2 separate regions of the Homo sapiens genome follow, and region 1 is linked to region 2. A link is an interaction called in ENCODE POLR2A ChIA-PET data of the cell type or tissue named here. Cell type or tissue: IMR-90. All regions are shown on one strand. Links, peaks and the distances in the headings refer to the core of each region. The heading gives the core; the rest is flanking DNA. Region 1 has its middle 67 kb from the start of PRKAR2B. Region 2 holds the start of LINC02577 (long intergenic non-protein coding RNA 2577).

What was found. Peaks named below come from ENCODE experiments on the same cell type or tissue, not always from the same donor. Only the 100,000 strongest peaks of a DNase experiment are listed, where the experiment ranks them.
Region 1: POLR2A ChIA-PET joins it to region 2 with 13 read pairs; 2 of 35 experiments call an interaction of 5 or more read pairs at or near these places.

The regions. Positions count from the first base shown.
Region 1 is chr7:106,972,533-106,982,402 of GRCh38, reverse strand. No RefSeq gene overlaps it. Among named protein-coding and RNA genes, the nearest start is that of PRKAR2B, 67 kb to the left of the region's middle. RefSeq lists cis regulatory regions at 2,322-2,721, 2,933-3,246, 3,418-4,089. In IMR-90, for the core only: no CTCF peak of the experiment used is centred there; no DNase peak of the experiment used is centred there.
Region 2 is chr7:106,765,935-106,775,804 of GRCh38, reverse strand. It overlaps LINC02577 (long intergenic non-protein coding RNA 2577), which reads right to left and starts at 787. Exons shown (of 5, transcript NR_170304.1): 1 at 605-787. RefSeq lists enhancers at 1-716, 828-1,122. In IMR-90, for the core only: no CTCF peak of the experiment used is centred there; DNase peaks (open chromatin) are centred at 2,954, 5,434 and 7,624; H3K4me3 peaks cover 406 bases; H3K27ac peaks cover 3,889 bases.

The sequences.
Region 1 (9,870 bases), core at 841-8,840, 210 kb before region 2:
TTCCAAGACAGCAGCCATGCTGTGACGCAGGTGGGAAAATAATCAATGAACAAATAGTCCCTAAGGGCCATTTGACTTGTCCAAGACTACAATCATTCACGTATTCATTTGGCAAACATGTATTGAGTGTCTAATATGTGCCGCACATTGTTCCGGTGCGGGGTGTACAGCAGTGATAAAAGAGACAAAAAAAATTCCTGCTCACATACAGCTTACCTTTCAGACAGTGGCAAATTAGTGATAGAGCTGGGACACAACTCTACATCTCTTTATTTCTAAAATAGTCCTTTCTCTATACCTGTTTCCCTAATGGCAGACATGGCACTCATTCTATATCTCATGGTGTACTAGGCCGTTCTTGCATTGCATAAAGAAATACCTCACTTTGGGCGCGGTGGCTCACGCCTGTAATCCCAGCACTTTGGAAGGCCGAGATGGGCGGATCACGAGGTCAGGAGATCGAGACCATCCTGGCTAACACGGTGAAACCCCATCTCTACTAAAAATACAAAAAAATTAGCCGGACATAGTGGTGGGCACCTGCAGTCCCTGCTACTCAGGAGGGTGAGGCAGGAGAATGGCATCAACCCGGGAGGCAGAGCTTGCAGTGAGCCCAGATCGTGCAGCTGCACTCGAGCCTGGGCAACAGAGCAAGACTCTGTCTCAAAAAAAAAAAAAAAAACAAAAAAAAAACCTCACTTTGGGAGGCCGAGGCGGGCAGATCAGGAGGTCAGGAAATCGAGACCATCCTGGCTAACATGGTGAAACCCCATCTCTGCTAAAAATACAAAAAATTAGCCGGACATGGTGGCATGCGCCTATATTTCCAGCTACTCGGGAGGCTCAGGCAGGAGAATCGCTTGAACCTGGGAGGCAGAGATTGCAGTGGGCCAAGATTGCGCCACTGCACTCCAGCCTGGGTGACAGAGCGATACTCTGTCTCAAACAACAACAACAACAACACCCACAAAAGAAATACCTGAGGCTGGGTAATTGAGGAAGACAAGAGGTTTAATTGGTTCATGGTTCTGCAGGCTTTATAGGAAGCTGGCGCCAACCTTTGCTTGTCTTTTGGGGAGGCCTCAGGAAGCTTACAATCATGGCAGAAGGTGCAGGGGGAGCAGGTGTGTCACACAGCAAAAGCAGGAGCAAGAGGGAGTGCTGGGGGGAGGTGCTACCCAGTTTTAAATGACCAGATCTCAGGAGAACTCACTCACTATAGAGAGGACAGTACCAAGGGGGATAGTGCTAAACCATTCGTGAGAAATCTGCCCCCATGATCCAATCACCTCCCACCAGGCCCTACTTCCAACATTGGGGATTACAATTCAACATGAGATTTGGATGGGGACACAGATCCAAACAATATCACAATGGCTAAATTTTCTTATGAGTCATCGGGCTCCAGATTAAAATTTGTCATTGATTCACTACTCCCAGCCACCCCAGATTCTTCTCTGTTGAGCCTCTACAACTGTTAAGGATGTTCAACCTACCTTTCCCTATCTTGGCTGGAACTATGCAAACTGAAGGGCAGGAAATGCCAGGTGGAGCAGGAGAGGCTGAACCATGGCTGAACCATTTCAGCCACGGTTCCACTCTGAAGGGACATCAGCTTTTTCCCACTGATGTCCCTTTTCTTTGTGATTTTGAAAAGACTTTGCCACATTTCTCAGACCTGTGACTTGATATTTATTATAACGAAAAACCTTTTCCTTATGTAACAGCCTGCTTTAAAACCATCGTTATTATTAGTAGAGGTACAATTAGTTAATGAGACCACTGATATCTGTGATATCTGTGTAGGAGCAGTTCAGCTTTACCGAAGAGCCAGTTGATTCAGCTAGAGGCTGAGTGAGATACAATGTCTCCTACTTCCCCTCATTCCCTGCAAAGGCAATGGGAAATGACGGAGTGCTTTTTCAGTTCAGTGTGTACCCTCTTTGGGAATTTGCCATTGTTGTTTTTGAAGATAATGGAATTTATGCCACAGGATCCAGGTAGAATGCTATCCAACTTTTCTGTTTTCTAACAGAAATTAGGGCAAGGGCATCTCCATTTCTTGATGGATCTGAAAGATGAAGAACTGGCCACTCAGCAGCTGACCTGCATTTACAAGATCTGATAAGCCTCCCCTCCCCTCTCTCAATGGTTTGCAGCCTGACTACACAAGATGATTGGAGGGGTTTAAGATCTGCTTCATTTGAAAGAAAAAAAATCCCTATTAACCTTTAGAGATTAATTGCTTTGGATTGAGTATTGCCTCTCTTAACATCTTCTAAAATGTAAATACTTTCTGGAAGGAAGGAACACATTACGTTTTTTACACATTAGTGAGTTTTATCACATCAGCCTCCTCTATTTGAAATAGCTGGGCAGAACGAGCTCTAAATCTCTATCTTTAGGGAGGGAGGTAGAGAGCCTTGGAAGATATGAGGGATACGCTAGTCCCAAGGACTAACACAGGGCTGGCTGACCCTTTGTGATTACCAAGGACACGGTAAGGGTGATGCTGGGAGGGGAGGGGAGGGAGAGGCCCTGAGGGTTGTCGCTTCTGTCCTGGGGCCTTTGATTGCTTTAGCTCCCCTGTGGACATGTGGGAATAAAGCTGCTTCTGAGAGGTCCCTATGACCCCGGCAGCCAGGTTAAGCAATATTTCTCAAACTTTTCCCCACTCTGAGCCAGGCCACAGGCAATCATGACAATGTGTCCTAGACGTAACTGGTTTTACTTTGGCTTTCTCCTAAAGCAGTGGAAAAAAAAAAAAAACCAGTAAAAAGGATATAAACAAGATAAGTTCACGGAAGCATGGCAAGGCTCCCCGTTGCCTCCCTTTTATTTTAGGGAGGCCTTTCTGGAGTTCCATGACCTTGCTAGCCCTGCAAAGATGCCTTTTATGCTCCAAATCAGAAAAAAACATACACTAGCATACAAGGCTATGATTTTACTACCCAGAAAGCTACATCTCTCAGACCTGCCTGGGTTTACAGCCTGGAAATTCTTATTGCATCGGCTCTGGGAAAAAAATCTCACTTATCTAAGCTGATGCTTCTGGGGTGAGTTTTCCATTCACGTCCACTAGGGACAATGGCCCACTATGCATTCAGATCTTTCCAGGGGTCAGACACACTTCCGTCAGTAATGGCTGCCCATTCTGGTGGTGACTTCACACAGCAAAGGGAAAGACAAGAGTAACAGCAATTCTGGAGAAAAGAAGCTTCTAATACACTCCACAAAGGAGGGAGGGCTCCAGGCCGTGTTCCCTTTAAAATATATATTTTTGGTGCTAATGAAAAATAACAAAATAAACTGGCACAACAGGTGACTTTATATAGCTTAAACTAATTTCCAATTGCTATGAGGTGTACTAAAGGTCGTAGTAAGGATATCTATAATGTATTCTCTTTAATTTTATGTATGTTAATTACAAATGCCTGGATTTCCAACATTGAGGAATATAGGTTGCCTTTAAAATTGTGATTTTTCGTAGCTGTTTTGGTTTTCATGTTGATAAACTTTTAAAAATGCCATCAGCAGTCTAAGACATGACTTTCTGTACTCGGAGGCTAAAGACGTGGTGACAGTTTTTCTGCTTTCTAACTCCCCCTATCTTTTTGGAACAGGCTGTGACTGTGGGCGGACTATTCTGATACCATTGCTTTGGCTGTGCGGTATTTTGCAGCTTAAAAGTAAAAGTTCTCTCTGTTATCATTGAACATGCATCCTTGCTAAACACACAATGGATGTTCTGTAGATATAAATGAGTTCCTTCAATTCTGATGTTTCAGTTCAATGGCTCTCAAATTTCAGCATGCATTTACATCACCTGGGAAGAGTTCTAAAATGCACACATCTAGTGTTACCTACAGAGTATATGATTCAGCAGGCTGGGTTGGGTATCAAGGATCTGCATTAATCTGTGGCCTGAGGACTGCATTCTGAAGACAAATCATTACCTTAGGGCAGAGTTTCTCAACCTCAGCACTATTGCCATTATGGTTGGATGATATTTGTTGTGAGGGCTGTTGTCTGCATTGCAGGATGTTTAACAGCACCCGTAGCCTCTCCCCACGAGATGCCACTAACATTTTAATCCTCCTCCCACTTGTGACAACCAAAAATGTCTCCTGGAGTGGTGGATTTGAGAACCAATGCCTTAGAATCTTTGTCCTTCCCAACTCAAATGTCCTGGCCACCTGAGCATTCTTGTGACGAATTTGTGTATGGGGCTCTTGTCCCAAACATATTTTTCTTTTCTTTCTTTCTTTTTTTTTGAGACAAAGTCTTGCTCTGTTGACCAGACTGGAGGGCAGTGGTGCGATCTCGGCTTACCACAACCTCTACCTCCTGGGTTCAAGCGATTCTTCTGCCTCAGTCTCCCAAGTAGCTGGGACTACAGGTGCATACCACTGCACCTGGCTAATTTTTGTATTTGTAGTAGAGATGGGGTTTCACTATGTTGGCCAGGCTGGTCTCGAACTCCTGACCTTGTGATCCACCCACCTCAGCCTCTCAAAGTGCTGGGATTACAGGCGTGAGCCACCACACCCAGACTCCAAACTTAGTTTTCTTAGGAAGCTGTATGATAAAATGAGGGTTTTCTTAGTCACTTAGAGCTTAAACTAAGGGCACATGACCATTACCAACCCCCCAGACAACTTTTATTTGACCAGAACAGATTTGGTTCATTATTAAAATGAGTTACTAACATTTGCAACTTGAGATATATCCATTTTTAAAATTTTCTTGAAAATTCAGGAGATCTGATCACACGGGCCCACACTCCTATGAATAGATTCTGGGCGTGGTGTCTCGTGCATGTAACCCCAGCACTTTGGGAGGCCAAGGTGGGTGGATCACTTGAGTCCAGGAGTTCAAGACCAGCCTGGGCAACATAGTGAAAGCTCATCTCTACAAAAAATAAAATTTAGTCGGGCATGGTGGCTCATGCCTGTAGTTGCAGCTACTTCGGAGGCTGGGGTGGGGGGATGGCTTGATCATCCCATTGTGTTCTGGCCTGGGCAACAGCGTGAGAAGCTGTCTCAAAAAAAAAAAAAAAAAAAATCAGACGGACTGGACTAGGGGAAGAGCTGCACCTAGAGAGCCAGATGTGCTCTCCAGTTGCCCAAGTCCCCACGTGTCCGACCTCACTCATGTACAGTACCTGTCTGGCTCCTAAGGGCACTGGATTTACAATTCTTGGTTTAAAGTTTCATAGCCACTAGCTAAGAATGCAGCATTCCTTATGGAACAATTCTACTAGGGTTGGCAATGTTGGTGCTAACTCTTGAATGTATTCAAAGATTACTTTGATTGCAAGGCAATGGGCCAAGTGTTTTAATCTCCTATGATCACGATATCTTCTCATTTTATGATACATTTATGTGGAGTTTTATGTGTTTTCCCTTTCTGGAGCAAAACTTGGATCATAGGCACTCAGCCTCCTTTGCACATTCCACGAATGCTTTTGTTGTTTAGGAACACAACTCGGTGTGTCTGTTGAGAATTCTCTCTCAAGTGTTAGTTCTTGATCTGGCTAATGGATCATTTCTAGGAAACAGAGAAACAAAGGAAAAATAGGTGTGTGATGCACTCCCAGCCACACTGTCTCTCATCCCACCTGAAATAACAATGTCATATGTAATGATTAGAGACTGAGAGTTGCATGGAGGAAATGTCATGGTGGGGAGGGCTGGCTTCTTGGGCATGCAGCCTATGCCTGTGAAGGTCCTGGGCTTGGTTTAACGCTCTGTTGCTGCCATCTTGAAATTCTTAAGAATTTTTGAACTGTAAGTCCTGCAATTTCATTTTGCACTGAGATCCACAAATTATGTGGTTAGGCCTGTCTAAAAGAGGGATTTAAAACTTTATTATCGTGGGAGGTGAAGAGTGTTCAAAAATGTTAGTTCAGGAATTTCATTACTGTAAAGAGAAACAGCATCCTTTTCCCTTTCTGAGATAGGGATTCCACTTATTCAGAAAATTAACAAACAAATTCTGAAAACCGCTGTGTGTGAATTGCTAGGAGGCAAGAAAATACAGATAATAAGGAGGGCAGTATGGTGTTGTGGAGGCAGGTATGAATGGATTTTAATGAACTTAGACAAATCACACAATTTCTCCTCTTATTTATGCCTCTGTTTCTTGTGCCATCAATTTTCAGCATTACCTATTAAGTCTCAGCTTAATAAAAAGATGTTGGTGCTCCCATTTTTTTTAAGCTTTCCTCCTCCTTCCATGGCCCTTTTTTTTCCTTACCTGTAAGAAAAAAAGGCCTCCTTCTATGGCCTTAGTTTCTTACCTGTAAAGTGAGGATAATAGTTCTGACATTAAGAAGTTTTAGGATTTTTTTTTTTTTTTTGAGACGGAGTCTCGCTCTGTCACCCAAGATAGTTGTGAGAGCCTAGTGCAGTGTCTGACACATAGTTGGCCCTCACTATATGGCAGTTCTATTAATATTAATATGGGCCTTTGCTCTCAAGGAGTCTAGAATCTAGAAGGGGAGATAGATATATTAAATCATGGCAGTAGAACCTGGTGCATTAGTTGGCTCAGGCCACCATAACAAAATATCATAGACTGGGTATTTCTTAAACAGTAGAAATTAATTTTCTCAGAGTTTTGAGAAGTCTGAGATCACAGTGCCAGCATTGTCAGGTTCTGGTGAGGGCTCTCTTTCTGGCTGGCAGACACCCACCATCTCGCTGTGTCCTCACATGGTAGAGAGACAGTTCTGGTGTCTCTTCCTCTTCTTATAAGGGCACCAGTTCTAACAGATCAGGGCTCTACCCTTATGCCCTCATTTAACCTTAATCCACCCCCAACTCCCCGAAGGCTATCTCCAATACAGTCGCATGGAAGTGAGTATTAGAGCTTCAACATATGAATCTGGGCATGGGGTGAGTGGGACAAAATTCAGTCCATAGCATCTGATATAAGTACAACTAGGGCATAAATGAAAGTGCCCTGCTCAGCCAGGCATGGTGACTTACGCCTGTAATCCCAGCACTTTGGGAGGCCGAGGTGGGCGGATCACCTGAGGTGAGGAGTTCATGACCAGCCTGGCCAACATGGTGAAACCCCATCTCTACTAAAAATACAAAAATTAGCCGGGCGCCATGGTGGGCGTCTGTAGTCCCAGCTACTCGGGAGGCTGAGGCAGGAGAACCACTTGAGCTCGTGAGGCGGAGGTTGAGAGATGGTGCCACTGCACTCCAGCCTGGGCAACAGAGCGAGACTCTGTCTCCAAAATAAATAAATAAATAAATAAATAAATTAATTAATTAATTTAAAAAAGCAAGTGCCCTGTGCTGCTGGTGGGAGCAGGGGAGGGGACATCAGAGAAGGTTTTACAGAAGAGATGATTTCTGAAATACATCTTACAATTTTTTAGTCAAAAAAGTATATATTCAAGAAAACAAATCAAAGAACATAGAGGAGTTTTTAATTAAAAATAATAGGCAGGGCGCAATGGCTCATGCCTGTAATCCCAGCACTTTGGGAGTCCGAGGTGGGCGGATCACCTGAGGTCAGGAGTTTGAGACCAGCCTGGCCAACATGGTGAAACCCCATCTTTACTAAAAATACAAAAAAATTATCTGGACGTGGTAGCACGTGCCTGTAATCCCAGCTACTTGAGGCACGAGAATTGCTTGAACTCAGGAGGCGGAGTTTGCAGTGAACCGAGATCGTGCCACTGCACTCCAGCCTGGGCAACAGAGTGAGACTCTGTCTCAAAAAAAAAAAAAAAAAAAAAAAAAAAAATTCTTCCCACCTCTGTCTAGCCTCAGATCTATTTTCCACAGTCAATGGTATGGACCAAATATTTGTATTCTTCCAAAATTCCTATGTTGAAACCCTAATCCCCAGTGGGATGCTGTTTGGAGATGGGGCCTTTGGGAGGTGATTAATTTGTGGGGGTGGAGCTCTCATGATGGGATTCATGCTCTTACAAGAAGAGACATGAGACAGCTTGCTTTCCCTCTCTTTCCCTTCGCCATGATTAGATGGCCCTCTTCAAATCCAGAAGAAGGATGTCATCAGATATGGGATCTACGAGCACCTTGATCTTGTACTTCCCAGCCTCCAAAACTGTTGAGAGATAAATGTTTGTTGTTTAAGGCACCCAGTCTATGGTAGCTGGTTATAGCAGCCTGAACTGCCTAAATCAACATTCAAAAAAGATTTCTGTTGTAACTGTTCTCATATTTGACGTTCTCCTTTACTCCTTTCAATGCTGGATGTCTATCTTGTGCCATATTTTTCTTTCAGCTTTTCCATTGATTACCTTTGTGAGTATGAATTATTTATGCCTCTATTTCTTGTGCCATCAACTCTAAGCACTTTCTATTGAGTCTTAGCTTAATAAAAAGATGTTGGTGCCCCCGTTCTTTTTTCTAGCTTTCCTCCTTCTTCCATGGCACCCCCCCTTTTTTTTGTCAATTACCTTTTTGCATGATCAAGATTACCTATTTGTATTCTGCTCTGCTACCACAGTCCAGTCTTCCTTGCAAGTCAAAAAAGCAGCTTTTGTGTTATTAGTCCTGTGCAAATGCTGGCTCAAGTTACATGCTAGAAACACTTTACTTCTTTACTGGTCCAAATGATACATTCAGGATCAGTAGGACAATTTCTTTTCCTCAAGGTCAAATGAATTTTCTCTTCTTACAATTAAAAAATGTCTTAAAACAATTATGCATTTGAGCTGGCTACATATTTAGATTTCTTTTTCTTGTCGAGTTTTATTTTAAAATTTCTAAATGTACTCCTCTCTGTTTTCTTCTTAAAGCCCTGGCTTCAACAAATCCTTTCCATCATATCATCTGTTAAGATTATTTCATCTTTTCCATCAGTATCACCTTTTTAGGCCAGGCGGGGTGGCTCACGCCTGTAATCTCAACCCTTTGGGAGGCCATGGCAGGCAGATCACTTGAGGCCAGGAATTTGAGACCAGCCCGGCCAACATGGTGAAACCCTGTTTCTACTAAAAGTACAAAAAATTAGCCAGGCGTGGTGGTGTACACCTGTAATCCCAGCTCCTCAGGAGGCTGAGGCATGAGAACTGCTTGAACTCAGGAGGCAGACTGCAGTGAGCCAAGATTGTGCCACTGCATTCCAGCCTGGGCGACACAGCAAGACTTTCTCTAAAACAAAAAACAAAAAACAAAAACAAAAAAACACTAGATAAAATTTGGATTGCAGAGGGAAGAAAAAGGCAGAGAGACAGAGACAGGACTAGCTGGATTTCCTAGGCCGACTAAGAATTCCTAAGCCTAGCTGGGGAAGGTGACCACACCCACCTTTAAACAAGCGGCTTGTAACTCAGCTCACACCTGACCAATCAGGTAGTAAAGAGGGCTCACTAAATTACAAATTAGGCTAAAAGCAGGAGGTAAAGAAATAGTCAAATTATATATTGCCTGCGAACACAGGGGGCAGGACAATGATTGAGATATAAACCCCAGGCATTCGAGCGGGGAGTGGGCAGCCCCCTTTGGGTCCCCTCCCGTTGCATGGGAGCTCTGTTTTCTCTCTATTAAATCTTGCAACTGTACACTCTTCTGGTCCATGTTTGTTCCAGCTCAAGCTGAGCTTTTGCTTGCAATCTACCACTGCTGATCCCTGCGGTTGCAGACCCGCCACTGACTTTCACCCCTCCGGATCCGGCCAGGTGTCTGCTGCGCTCCTGATCCAGCCAGGCGCCCATTGCTGCTCCAGATCGGGCTAAAGGCTTGCCATTGTTCCTACATAAGTGCTGGGGTTCGACCTAATCGAGCCGAACACTAGTCGCTGGGTTCCACCATTCTCTTCCGTGACCCATGACTTCTAATAGAGCTGTAACACTCACTGCATGGCCCAAGGTTCCATTCC
Region 2 (9,870 bases), core at 817-8,816:
GGACATGCGGACAGGGGAGAAGGACTTTTGATTTTGAGGATTCATGAGCTGATTCAGTACTGTCTTTATGTTTTGATGCTATCCAAGTTCAAGCTTTGAGGTGTTTTGGCATCATAAAGCAGCATCAAGGTAAGGGATCAAAGGATGGGAAAAGCCAGCATGAGTGAAGGTTTGTTAGCTAGAAGCGTCCAATTCTTGCATAATATCAGAAGGCAAGGTTAGGCAGCTACTGATAGCATGGATGCTGAAGAAAGCTGAAGTACTTTCAAATCCAGATAGCTCCAATTGCTTGCTCTCCTATGACTACTCTTAACTGAAATATTTATAGTGACTCAAGAACGACAGCAAAATAAATATCCTTGGGCTCCCCACTGGTCTAAATCCCTTCACAAAAAACCTTGTCACTGGAAACACTGACAAATACTATATGTTTAGAAAACATCATATAAAATATCCAAATAAATAAGCTATACAGTAATTGGTCCTTTAAATTATTTTAAGGAGGTAAAATATTCTAACATCTGAATTTCTACCTGTCAGAGGCTTTTGAACCAGAGCAATTCCATCTTGAATAGGGGGTGGGTAAAATAAGGCTGAGACTTACTGAGCTGCATTCCAGGAGGTTAAGGCATTCCTAGTCACAGGATGAGATAGGAGGTCGGCACAAGATACAGGTCACAAAGACCTTGCTGATAAAACAGCATGCGTAAAGAAGCTGTCCAAAACCCACCAAAACCAAGATGGCGATGAAAGTGACCTCCAGTCGTCTCACTGCTCATTATACACTAATTATATAATGCGCTAACATGCTAAAGACACTCCCGCCAGTGCCATACAGTTTACAAATGCCATGGCAACATCAGGAAGTTACCCTATATGGTCTAAGAAGTCGGCAGGGGCAGAGGCGGGAACCCTCAGTTCCGAGAATTGCCCACCCCTTTCCTGGAGACTCATGAATCATCAACCCCTTGTTTAGCATATAATCAGGAAGTAACAAAAAGTATCATCAGTCGAGCAGCCCATGCCGCTATTCTGCCTATGGAGTAGCCATTCTTTATTCCTTTACTTTCCTGATAAACTTGCTTTCACTTTACTGTATGGACTTGCCTTGAATTCTTTCTTGCGTGAGGTCCAAGAACCCTCTCTTGGGTTCTGAACTGAGACCCCTTTCTGTAACAAAAACATTTAATTACGACGTCATGACATTCTGGAAGGTTTCTTTGGAATGATGTCCTAGTTTGAGCTCCCAGTTTGATAGTACAAGTTGAGTATCCTTAATCAAAAAATCTGAAACCTGAAATGCTCCAAAATTTGAAATTTTTGAGTGCCAACATGGTACTCAAAGGAAATGCTCATTGGAGCATTTCAGATTTTGGATTTTTGAATTAGGGATGCTCAACCAGTAAGTATAATGCAAATATTCCAAAACTGGGAAAAAATCAAAATTGGAAACACTTCTCATCCCAAGCATTTCAGATAAGGGATACTCGCCCTGTAAAACTTGAACATTCTTGTTAGTAGAAAATTAAATGTAATGAATGAGATGAATGTACCTGTATTTGGTTTTTCTGTTTTAAGAAACTAAATGTTCAAAGATTATTAGCATACACTCAATTACAGAGATATTAAATACTAATTGGATTGTGACTCTGATTTTATTTTCATCTAGATTATTTTGATTTACCTATGACATTATTTCATATCATTGCTCATAGGAAGCCTACCTTTTTGCTTGGTAGTGAGTGTGAAGCAGCTGAAAGAAATGGAGATATTTGAGAAACTACCAGCTGGTAACCAATATATACACTTGAGATACATCTATGTATTTTTCAGATTGGAACAGTGAGTGACTATAGGTTCCAAAACAAAATTTGGTGTTAAATCCCCCATGAGTATCTTGTGCGATAGCATATTTTAAGATTGCTGAATTCATGGGGGAAAAAAGCATACTGCTAAACCAAAATGCATGAGTACAGTTGAAAAGTTAAAAAGTTATATTCCTGTTTTTGAAATTTTACCCCAAATTTTGACGACAACAACAACAACAAGACTGCTTGGTTAAGTTTATTAGATTAAAAATATTGCTAAAATCAGGCTAAATATGCATGCAAAGTTCCTTCTGATATGACCTGGCTGAAAAACATTAAAAATCAATAGAATTATAAACTAAATCATGCCTTGAGCTGTGAAAGACGAAATGACCATCACAAGTAAACTGATAGGCATGAGTTCTCAATAGGCAATGACTTACTTATGTTAAAAGATGGAAGAAACATAGATCAGTGTAGTTCAAGCCCTTCACAAATGTTAGAAACCAAGAAATTGAGGTGCACAGTGGTTGCTTGACTTGCCCAAGGTCCCATGACTTGTCAGTGGCAGAGCCAGGCTGGAATTTGACCCTGCATTCCAGGAATGAGCACCTTTATTATACCATGCCAGGCCAGCACCAAAATTCCAGGACTGCTTTTACAAGTGTTACATTTAACCAGGGTTCTTAATTACTAGCTGGTAAGGAATTTGCATAGAACCATATGGATGTAGATCAAAATCATGTGATTAAGTGTTTCACAAGTGGTAAATTACATATATGTGTATATATATATGAATGAGAGAATTAAAATTACTTTAAAAATATATTTAATTTTAAAAAAAGCCTTGGGATCATCTATTGAGATGAAAACAGTAATGTCATGGAAAGATTACCAGATGTCTACAGGAACTGACCTCCCATCTTGCCCTGCCATTCATTGGCTGTGGAATTGCTTCATTTTCCAGTCAACAAAACGGGGATGTTGATGACTGCTGTACCTTCAATAAACACTCTGAGGATAAATAAAATAGAATAAGTGGAGTGTTCCGAGGGTTTCTTACCTTCCTAAAAGAATTAAAATAGGAGACTTAGGCTTTAGACCACAACTTGTTTAACTTATGTTGCTGATGACTACAAGTTTCCTTGCAGTTATGAGTCAGTGATTCTCAGGAATTCCTTTTTGCACCACTTAACCTTTAAACTGTTTTCTTTATTGAACCTTAGATTTAGAAGACTGAGAAATCACCTAGAGATTTCTCCTCTCAGTTCAACTACCCACTCATAGAAATGCTGATACAGAACTTATTCCTGTGCAAGGTAGTTTATTCCGTGGTTGGAAAGCCACAATATAGAAAAATGTTCATGTTATTGAACAAAAATTTATCTCAGTGTAATTTTTTTGTCATTCATTTTTATTTTATTTTTCTATAGGTTATTGGGGTACAGGTGGTATTTGGTTACATGAGTTAAGTTCTTCAGTGGTGATTTGTGAGATTTTGGTGTGCCCATCACCTGAGCACTATATACTGCACCCTATTTGTAGTCTTTTATCCCTCACCAGGCTCCCACCCTTCCCTCCAAGTCCCAAAAGTCCATTGTATCATTCTTATGTCTTTGTGTCCTCATAGCTTAGCTCCCGCATATAAGTGAGAACATACCATGTTTGGTTTTCCATTCGTGAGTTAATTCACTTAGAATAATAGTTTCCAATCTCATCCAGGTCGCTGTGAATGTCATTAATTCATTCCTTTTTATGGCTGAGTAGTGTTCCATCATATATATATAATATATATATTATATATATTATATGATATATATATAATATATGTATTATATATATTATATGATATATATAATATATGTATTATATATATTATATGATATATATATAATATATGTATTATATATATTATATGATATATATATAATATATGTATTATATATATCATATGATATATATATAATATATGTATTATATATATCATATGATATATATAATATATGTATATATATATCATATGATATATATATTATATATATTATATGATATATATATTCCGTCATGTATATATGATATATGTATCATGGAACCAACCCAAATGCCAATCAATCAATTAGTGGATAAAGAAACTGCGAGATATATATATATATATATATATATATATATATATATATATATATATATATTCCATCATATATATGTGATATATATCATGTATATAATTCCATTATGTATATATGATATATATATATATATATTCCATCATATATATATCATATATATATGGTTGAACTACACTGGGCTTTAACTACACTGATCTATGTTTCTTCCATCTTTTAACATAAATAAGTCATTGCCTATATTCCATCATATATATATGATATATATATATCACAGTGTAATTTTTAACTGTAATCTTAGTTTTTTTTGTTTTGAGTTACATAGATTTTATCAATTCTTAAATTATTTGAATTCAACTATCAAGTTTCTCCTAAATTTTCAATGTTGTAGTAAGAAAGAAGATAGCATTATTAAGTGGCTACTGTGCAATATTAACACTTTTATCTGGGTGTTTTCAATTAAAACTCAAAATAAGTTAATGCCAAGTAACCTCCATTCCTGCATTGATGAGACTAGTAAAGTTGCTAAAACCATAAGCCCTGAATTTAGGCACACCTGGATTTAAGTCTTGGCCACTTACTAACTATAAATTGCAGAAATTACTTAGCCCCTCAGGCTTAGCTTCCTCGCTGATAAATTTTAAAAGCAATAATTCTAATGATAATGTGGTGGTTATGAGGTTAAAAAATATAATGCCTGGGCAACATGATGAAGCCCCATCTTTATGAAATATATATAAATTAGCCAAACATGGTGACGTGCCTGTAGTCTTAGCTATCGGGAGGCTGAGGTGGGAGGACTGCTTGAGCCTGGGACGGGGAGGTTGCAGTGAGCTAAGATTGTGCCATTGCACTCCAGCCTGGGCAACAGAGCAAGATCCAGTCTCAAAACATATGTATATATGGCATGTGACTATATAATGCATAGTAACTGTTCAATAAATGTAAGCTATTGGTATTATTAGTCTCTCTGTCTCTCTCTTTTTTTTTGGCCTTATGTTTATCCCAAATAATTTGTATTTTCTTTGTTTTGGGCCTGATTTCTATATGAAGAAATAGTTTTGAATTGTCTCCTCGTGTATTAGCTCTGTCTCCCTAATTTTTAAATTGAAATATTCATAAACATGCATTCTGTGGTTTTCATGTTTTTGACAAAAATATTGAACAGAAATGAGCAAATCATAAATTCTTGGAGTTTGCCTTTTAAGGTGGAAGTCAAGTCTTTGGCCAATATTCTTTGGGTGACATTGAATGCCTAACTATGCAGCAAACCACCAGTCATCTTGCTGTTACCTGGGCCCTCATTCCTCCATCTTAACAACAAAAGGTGTGCATCACGATATTTGGCAAATGCTATGCTAAAACCAAGGCATACCATGTGCATGCCTTCCTCCTGACACACAGGCAACCAAATCTAAGAAAAGAAGTGAGACTGGTTGGCATGACTTGTTCTTAGTGAATTCACACTGGTTAGTATTTGTTTACTGTATCTTGCCTACAAATCATCCATTTTAGAATTTTGTTTGGCGTCTGCATGAGGCTCATCAGTTTACATACAGATCTCATTCTTTCACTATTTTTAGAAGTAGAAACATTTTCCAGCCATTAGTCACCTTTTCCATTCTCCTTGATTCTCAGGAGCAGTTCTCTGATCTCATCTGCAAACTCTTTTGATACTTTGGGATAGAATTTGTATTAACAGAAGTTTTGAAGTCATTCAGAGTAAGTGAAGATTTCTCTTACTATCTCTTTTTCTATTGTAGGTTTTAATTCTCTCTTCATAATGTTTGCTTCAAAATTGATGTTCATCTCTCTTAGAATATGGAAGGAAGCAGAAAATTGAATGGTTCTTTGATTATGTTATCATTTGTTAAGGTTATATTGTAATTTTTTTTTTTTTTTTTGAGACAAGGTCTTGCTCTGTGGCCCAGGCTGGAGTGCAGTGGAGTGAACATGGCTAGTGAGGGTTTACTTTCTGGGCTCAAGTGATCCTCCCACCTCAGCCCCGAGTAGCTGGGAACACAGGCGTGTGCTACCACACCTGGCTAATTTTTTACAAAGTTTTGTAGAGATGGAGTCTCACTTTGTTGCCCAGGCTGGTGGGCAAGAGGTCCTCCTGGGCTCAAGTGATCCTCCTGCCTTGGCCTCCCAAAGCATTAGGATTACAGGTGTCAGCCACCATGCTTGGCCTAAGGTGATATTGTCTGAGATACAGCATAGGTTTTTCTTCCCAGATCTTTTCTTGGCTACGGAGATTAAAAAGAAAAACAGCTTTCTTGCTGTCTTTAGTATTTATCTCCGCCCCTACTTTATTTTAAGACTTTATTCTCATAATACTCTAAACAAATTTTCCCTTTCTTTTATCGCATGCTTGGGTCTGTCCACCCCATCCGTCCTCTGAGCCATAGGAACCTCGAGTCTTACTACTCCAGATCTAACCCTCCTTTTACCTCCTCTCTGAGAACTGTGTGCTCCTAGACTATTATTCTATTCTTGCTGTTTATGTTTTCAGCACAAGCTTGTTTATGGTCAATTATCTGAGATTATTTCTATTATATTTTCTTTCCAGACAGCATATCTTTCCTCCTAAACAGGATCATTTTTGTAATGCTCAAGTAATCCTGTTTTCAGAGTCTACATTCCTCTTCTAAACATATTCCCTTGGGCACTATTATTTTCCTTACTTTTTATGAAGCCCCCTTTCTGAAGGTCTGACCATTACCTTTTTCACTATTATAAACATCAAGGCCATTTTATTCCAAGGTTTGCTTGTTTCTGCATTTGACACCTCCTTCTTTCTTGTTGGAATCCAGGACAAAAATTTCCTAAATGTATTCCTTTACCTGCTGAGGGAAAATTGTCAGTAACCCAAACCAAGAACAAACTCTCCGTCTGCTGTGCGCTGGGTTGAATGTGTGCCTTTCCCCAGCTTATGTTCACCTGGAGCCTGTGAATATGACCTTATTTGAAAATACAGTCTTTGCAGATGTAATCAAGTTAAGACGAGGTCATACTGGATTAGAATGGGCCCTAAATTCAATATAACTGGATCCTTATAAAAAGAGGAGCATTGGGACACAGGGACACAGACAGGGAGAAGATCGTAGGTGGAGACTGCAGTGATGCATCTAGAAGCCAGGGAGCACCAAGGGTGGCAAGCAACTGCTAGAGGCTAGGAAGAGGCAAGGAAGGTTCCCTAGAGGCGTCAGAGGAAAACATCAACCTGCCAGCACCTTAGTTGCAGACTACTAGCTGCCAACACTGAGATAATAATTTTTTGTTGTTTTAAGCCACCTAGTTTGTGGTGATTTGTTATGGCAGCATCAGGTAACCAATACATGTGGTTAATAGCAGGATACCACTAACTGGTTCCAGGTGGCCAATTCTGTAGCAGTTTTGCTACATGTATCAGAAGATAGCATGGCTATGTGGCAAGAATATAGACTTTAGGCTTAAAGACCCATGCTCGAGTCTTAGACCTACCACCGATGAGTTGGGCGATCTGCAGCTGCTAAAAGAAAAATTTTGGACAAACTAAATTTAACAGAGTTTAATTGAGCAAAGAATGTTTCATGAACTGGGCAATCCCCAAACCAGAATAGATTCAGACAGACTCACGTGAAAAGGATTTATGAACAGAAAAATGAAAGTGAAACAGAAGTGAGGAATAGGAACAGCTGGATTGTTACAGCTTGATGTTTGTCTTATTTGAACGTGGTTTAAACAGTTGGCCATCTGCAATTGGCTGAAGCTCAGTGATGGGTACAAGAGCAAGTTACAGTCTGTTGATACATCCAGTTAGGTTACAGTTCACTATGTGCAGAGAAACCTTTAGCCTCAACTTAAAAATATGTAAGGAGGCAGCTTTAGGCTAAACTTAATTTAACAGGGCATGGTCAATTAATCACTTATAACTTCCATAAAATAATGATAATGTATTATTCATCTGATAAGTCTTCTCTGAGATTGAAGAAAATGTGAGAAAGCACATTTTAAGTTATAAAGCCCCAACAAAGGCTATTGTATTGAGCACCCTTGACATAAGTAACTCCATCTTAAAAAAAAGACTCCATCTTACATTTCACGGGACATTTTGCCAACAGGGATACGATGTTTGCTTAATAAATTTGTAATAAATAAAGACTGCATCCAACCAGATAAGGGCATAAACAAGCACACACTTCCACTATCAGTCCTCTGGTGGTCGTAAAAAGAGCAGGGCTTCAGCAGCTCAAAGCGGCCATCTTAACTGACATGCTCTTACTGTCACTAGTGATCAACACCTGGCATCTGCTGCTGAAGGCTCTGCCCACATCAAAGACTTTTCCTTTCAAGACCTTTCCTGGACCGCCGAGCACAGACCAGGAGATTCTTTCTGTCTTCATCGTCACTTTCCTCGGACTACTTCATTAATCCTTTTTCCTATTCCCTTTCTCTTGATGTTAAATATTACTTTGGTGTGGAATGTTTAATCTTAACATTTATATGTTGATGAAATATACTACTATATATGGTTTGCAATGTTGACTGACTTGTGGAGTGGCTTGAGCTGTGTGCTCTGACTACGGAGTGAACGAGAAGTACTAAGGAGAGAGTTGCCTTCTTGAGAACTCCATGTAGCTTGTGGCTTTTGTGGTTAAAATAGCATCAGTAAAAATCTGACATTGTGGAGACACAAACATGCATGGACCTGGTTATCTCTGACTTTGCCCTGCTCATGAGAGCTATCTAGGATTGTTTTACCCAATTTCCTTCATGTGCTGGGTATCTGTATTACAGTCCTTCAAAGATACTACTTCCATCTCTTTCCGGGTTTATCCCCTTTTAAATACTTCTACTCTCAGATTTTAAATTTCCATTGGAATATATATATTCTTGACATACAATTTTCCTATCCTATCCTTTCGAGGAAACGTTTTCCTTTTGAACAAGGTATGCATGCTCTTTTAATGTTGTATTCCAGGTATGCATCTCATCAGTAAGTCTCAATGATCCTGAGACAGTGTTTACCAATCCTTATCTAAAAATCTTCAAAGTATGGATACGGTGTGCATGTGACATATACACATTTGAGTCCTAGAGTTTTTTTAGGTCTACTTCTATGACATCATCTCTGGAGAATTATAAGGTTTCTCTTCTGTGGGATCCTTGCAGTCTTTCATTGTGTCTGGTTTTGAGTAGTTTATGTCTGATTTATCTTTTCCTGAGATTTGATCTCTTCTTCACTCTTGTGCTGGGTACGTCTTTTTGCCCCACCCCCTCTCTCTGCCCCTGGCACCCAGTGGATTTGAAATAAGCTTCTTCAGATTTTCTTCTGGCTGACTTTTCATTATTTGCTTCATGCAATTTTGTTGTCAGGCAGACATTACTCTGAGTTAGAATATTATTGTATAGTTTTTAAAAAACTTTTTAAAAAAGCTCCCCCTTTTTTCTCATAGCCTAAAAATAAAGTAGATTTAAGAAGGAATCCCCCCTGCCCCAATATCTGAGAGGCCGTCATGTGGAAAAGGGATTAGACTTACTCTACATAGACTCATGTGTGGAGATTACAGAGGCAGTGTGATCCTAATAAAATAATAAAACTTTTCTAATGATCAGAGCTGTCCAAAAACAGAATGGCATGCCTTGTGAGGCAGACAGCTCTATTTCTGGAAATGTTCAAGGCAAGTGCCTTAGGTCAGGTTCTCTAGTAGGAGAGCCTGAAATGGAGTGACTCATTAAGGGAGTGGGTTCAGGAGAAGCCAGTAGAGGAGTAAGCTGAGCAGGGGACGGGAGGGGAGGAAGCTGGGCAAAGATGCGTGTACGCTAAAGTCTGACCCCAACCTGATCCTGCGGGAGTTCTGGGGCATGAATGGTATCACAGAATTGTCCTTCCTTGGGTCTTTTGTGCTTCTTCATCAGTCAGTCATTGCCTGTGTGCTGCCTATGGAGGGTGTGTG